Linked DNA regions of Homo sapiens: region 2 is linked to region 1. Evidence: read pairs that join two places in POLR2A ChIA-PET (ENCODE). Cell type or tissue: GM12878. All regions are shown on one strand.

Region 1 (2,500 bases):
TATGTTCTAGCTGGGCCTATCTGGTAACAGATATAATGCATACTTGACCAGAGTCTAAAATTTAGAACTAGATTGGCAGTGTTTGCTATCAAGAAGAGGGACATAAGCTCATGTGCTATCAGTCACTGCCTTCAGTGACATTTCTTTCCCTACCTTGACTCTGAAAACTAAGTCCACACTGAGTGCAGGATGGCTAATGCTGAGATTAGATGAGGGCAGAGGGCCAGGAGGACAGCGTGGAGGACCAAGGTCAGCAGCATGAAATGGTAACTCATGGTGGCATTCTCTGTGTGAGTGACCATGAACACCTGAACTTTAAATGTGTGTATTAGAATCTTCCTTTGGAATTTAATTTCTTGACATATATTTTGTCTATATATACATATATATAATTTGTTGAGAATATATGCCAGGAAAAACACTCAATGGAAACTAATGCTGTCTAACTTGAAAAGTAAAGGCCGGGTGTGGTGGCTCACAGCTGTAATCCCAGCACTTTGGGAGGCTGATGTGGGTGGGTCACCTGAAGTCAGGAGTTCAAGACCAGCCTGGCCAACATGGTGAAACTCCGTCTCTACTAAAAACACAAAAAATTAGCCAAGCATAGTGGCAGGTGCCTGTAATCCCAGCTACTCCGGAGACTGAGGCAAGAGAATTGCTTGAATCCAGGAGGCAGAGGTTGCAGTGAGCCAAGATCACGCCATTGCACTCCAGTCCGGGCAACCAGAGTGAAACTCCATCTCAAAAAAAAAAAAAAAAAAAAAAAGAGAAAAAAAGAAGAGAGAGAGAGAAAGAAAAATAAACTTTTGGAAAGCCCATCAGTACGTTAGAGAATTGACAGAAAGCTAAAAGCCCTAGGCTCAGAAAACACAAGCAAGGCGTGTTATGTATGATGCCTTGCTGGCATCATCACTTCTAGACATTTGCTGTCACCATTTCTGGCCCCACTGCCACTGGACACTCACCATTACTATTTGCCCCTGGACTCTGAATTCCATCACAACTGTGAATAACCCCAACAGCGCCATCAAAAGTAGTGTGTTTGCTAAATGGAAGTTAGAATTGGGACCATCCGTGAAAACATAAACCATAGATTATAAGTTCCTTGAGCTCAAGGAACAGGCCATGTCCACCTCTCCACCATTAAAACACTGCCTTGCCTAAAATGGTGTTCTGTAAATATTTGTGAATAAACCAAAGAAAAAGAAATGAATTGACATGACATCATATGACATGGAGTGACAGCATGAAATGCAGACAACAAATGATGAGAAGCAAAACATTATCACAGAGTAATTTCTGTGCTGAAAATTTTAGACCTAACAACTTAGGAGTTTCAGACAATGGGTAATCATTTTCTTCATCCAGCCTTCAATTTCTCTATGGTAAAATAAGCATGAGAACTGCCCTGTCCCTGTCATGGGGTTGGTTGTTTCAAGACTAGAATAAGTACTTTGAAAACGGAAGTGCAATGTTTTATAGGATAGAGCTCTAAGGGTTTTAAATAAACTCCTAGTAAGAGATACCAATCAGAGACCCTAAAGCAACCCCACTCCCAACACTCGAATGTCAGAGTCCCAACTTGGAGAGAGATTGCCTGTCATAGGTAGTCTACAAGCTGGTTGCTTCCTATCTTTGTGTTGCAATGGGGATTTCTTAAGGAAGTTCTCAGCTAGACTGGTGTGAACACAATGAAAGGAGAAGAGTAAGAACTGGGCAATTTATATGCAAGAGGTTTTATTTCCCATGGTGTCTGAACAAAGTTAACTCCTTCATACATCCTACAACTCAGAGCTGAACTGAGATATTCAGCCCAAAACCTTGACTTTTACAGGCGGTCAGCAATTAGAGGTAAACAATTTGGTATATGTATTCAATATTAAAGGGCTACAAAAGTCATAAGCTTTTTGAGGACAGGGAATATTTTTCTTTTTTTTTCTTTCTTTTTTTTTTTTTTTTTTTTTTGAGCCAGCTTCTCGCTCTGTCACCCAAGCTGGAGTGCAGTGGTGCAATCTCAGTTCACTGCAACCTCGACCTCCAGGCTCAAGCAATCATCCCACATCAGGCTCCCAAGTAGCTGGGACTACAGGCATGTACCACCACACCCAGCTAATTTTTATATCTTTTTTGTAGAGACTGAGTTTCACCATGTTACCCCAGCCAAGCTGGTCTCTAACTCCTGGACTCAAGGGATTCACCCGCCTTGGCCTCCCAGAGTGCTGGGATTACAGGCATAAGCCACTGCACCCAGTCGGGAATATTTCTTATATGTGTGTATTTTTTTTCTTCCAGCACTTTAAATAAGTCCTAACATATAAGTTTTTAATAAGTGTTGCTGAATTAACATGAATAAATAAATATGTGGATATATATGGTCTGATATAGAATCATTTCCTTAACCAGAGCTGCCAATATGCAGCATGAGTGGGCACACATAAACTATTAAAAAGCGAGCTAAGAGATGGTGAATAAATAAGAAAACAAAGATTAAGAGAACTCC
Region 2 (2,500 bases), 130 kb after region 1:
GAGTTACCTCGGAGTTCTGGACTGGGTGTAGAGAGAGAGTGTTTCTGTCTGCTCTTTCCCTAACCACATCTCTGCCTCCCTTGGCTGAGTGAGTCATCCTCTGCCAGCCTTACCATTTGCCAGCACTCACTCCCACAGAGACCATGTGAGGATTAACAAGCCGTACTTTGGGAACGTCACTGAAACTGTGGAAAAGCAGTGCAAGGTAAAGGTGAAGTGTGAATATGATTGTGAATCTTAAGCACAGAACCCTGAGTTCTTAAAGGCAATTTTTAAGATTAGTATCCATCAACCAAAGTTCACAAGAGTTTTTCAGAAATCACCAGAGTACAAAAGCTATTTCACGAAATGTGCAGTGGCTGTGACCTTAGTGAGATTTCTTAGACTTGTAGCCATAAGGACTGGAAGAGTTCGTAAAGCTCAGCTCCCACTTTATTCTTGAATTCCTTATCCTGACGAATGGTGATTCAGCATGCAGCCAGGTATAGTGGAAAGAGAAGGGGCTCTGGAATCAGACAGACCTTGGGCCAGGTCCCAGCTCCTCCACCCATTGTCCCTTTGACCTAGAACAAATTACCTAATCTCTCTATGCTTTGATTTCCTCAGCTGTGAGTTGTGAACAATGCTTGTTGTTGAGAGTTAGAACATGGTTAAAGTGTTTAGCACAGCTCCTGGTATTTAGTAGGGCTTCAATAAATGATAGCTGCTATGCTAATTACAATAATGCTTATTAAGTGTTGCTCTTCAGGCTCTTTTTTAATATCTCTGTGATGGCAATGCTTCCATCATTAGACAGTGCTGATGGCTAGAATTTTCTGCCACATGTTGTGCCCAATCCTATTTCCTATAATTTCTATCCATCTACTCTGGTGCTGCCTTTTGTGGCCCCATAGAACAAGTCTAAACCAACTCCCACAAAGAACACTTCAGATATTTGAAGACAATTTTAATCTCTTCCCCAAGTTTTCTTCATGGTAAACCCTTTAGTTCCTGGAATCCTTCCATAGGTGACTTAGTTTTGATCTCACCCAGGACACGTCTAAGTCCCTTTTCCTCACATATGAGTATCTATGGGAAGATGCTAACCAGCCATAAAGGAAAGTTGAGATGGCAAGTTTTAGATGCCATCCATACTGAATAAGCTGGCTTTTGTCCATGGTTCTTGTGAACATTCTAATGCATACCCTACAAGTATATGTCACAGTTCCTTCTTTTCACTGTAGTTTCACCAGAGTGTTCAGGAATATGAACACTGCTACCTGTGAGGAAGGGTACACTGTAAAGACTGTATTGTCAAATGCTGCATTGAAAAGCCACCCCTTGTAATTGTGGTAGGTTTGATTGCATTATTGCCCCCTGACTTTTTACCTTCTCTATGTCAGTGCTATGTTCCATGTGACTTTGCAGTTCCTGCCCTTTGACTTTATATTCAGTAGTGTGACTTGCTTTGGCCAACAGAATGAGTCAGAAGAAACAGCACGCCAGCTCCAAACCTAGGCTTCAGAGGCCCTGGGTATTTCCAGTTACTCTTCAGTGTTCTGCCATCATCATGAGATAACCTACCCCCACTAGCCTACTGGCCCAAGGAAGCAGGGAGGCATGTAGGCTAGGGCCCCCAGCAGCACCCAGCCTGCACTAGCTGATTGTAACCAACTCACAGAAACTTGAGCAAAAGTAAGTGATTACTGTTTTAAGGCACTGAGTTTTGGGGTGGTTGGTTATGCAGAATTTTTGTGGCAAGAAATAATTATTATGGAAATTATGTGGGGCCAGAAAACATAAAGTAATACTAACCCTACCTGGACAGAGTACAAGTTTAGAAGAATTAATGAAAGATTTACAAAACTATAACCAAGCTAGATGAACACTTTTTAAAAATGATTTACCAAATTGTAACTTTGAATTTCTTTTGCAAACTGTGACCAGGAAGAAGATAAATGTGTATATTACATTTCACGAATGAAATAGGTAATGACGAAAGCAAACTCAATTTCTAAATATCTGTGAAAAGTTAACGTGTTTCCTATTCGATATAGTTCACTCATTTACTCAAGAAATGTTGAATGAATCATGTGTCAGTACCATTCTAGGCCCTGGAAATATAGTTGTGGAAAAAGTGGACAAGGCCCAGGTCTCATGAAACTTGTATTCTACTGGAGATTTAGAAAATAAAAAATTAAATAAATAAAGCAGATAACTTCAGATAATGGTAAGTACCATGAGAAAACTCAGGCAGGGTAAGGAATACCTTAGGTAGTTTAGAAAAGACTTCTCTGAGGATGTGACATTGAAACTAAGACCAAAATGACATCAGTAATTCAAGGGAAGAAAGACTACATTGAAGAAAATAGCAAATGCAAAGGCCCTGAGGTAGGAATAAGCTGGGAGTGTTTGAGGTACAATTAGAGGTGTGGAGAGGAGCAATGTGGTATGAAATGAAGTGGATGATATTTAAAGAGGCCAGGACATGTAGTGCTTTTTTGGCCACAGTAAGGAGTCC

What was found. Peaks named below come from ENCODE experiments on the same cell type or tissue, not always from the same donor. Only the 100,000 strongest peaks of a DNase experiment are listed, where the experiment ranks them.
Region 2: POLR2A ChIA-PET joins it to region 1 with 16 read pairs; 6 of 35 experiments call an interaction of 5 or more read pairs at or near these places.

The regions. Positions count from the first base shown.
Region 1 is chr15:38,661,772-38,664,271 of GRCh38, reverse strand. No RefSeq gene overlaps it. Among named protein-coding and RNA genes, the nearest start is that of LINC02694, 34 kb to the left of the region's middle. In GM12878, no CTCF peak of the experiment used is centred here; no DNase peak of the experiment used is centred here; H3K27ac peaks cover 212 bases.
Region 2 is chr15:38,529,289-38,531,788 of GRCh38, reverse strand. The region is part of intron 2 of RASGRP1 (RAS guanyl releasing protein 1); the gene reads left to right. Among named protein-coding and RNA genes, the nearest start is that of RASGRP1, 34 kb to the left of the region's middle. RefSeq lists an enhancer at 1,377-1,436. In GM12878, no CTCF peak of the experiment used is centred here; a DNase peak (open chromatin) is centred at 1,478; H3K27ac peaks cover 266 bases.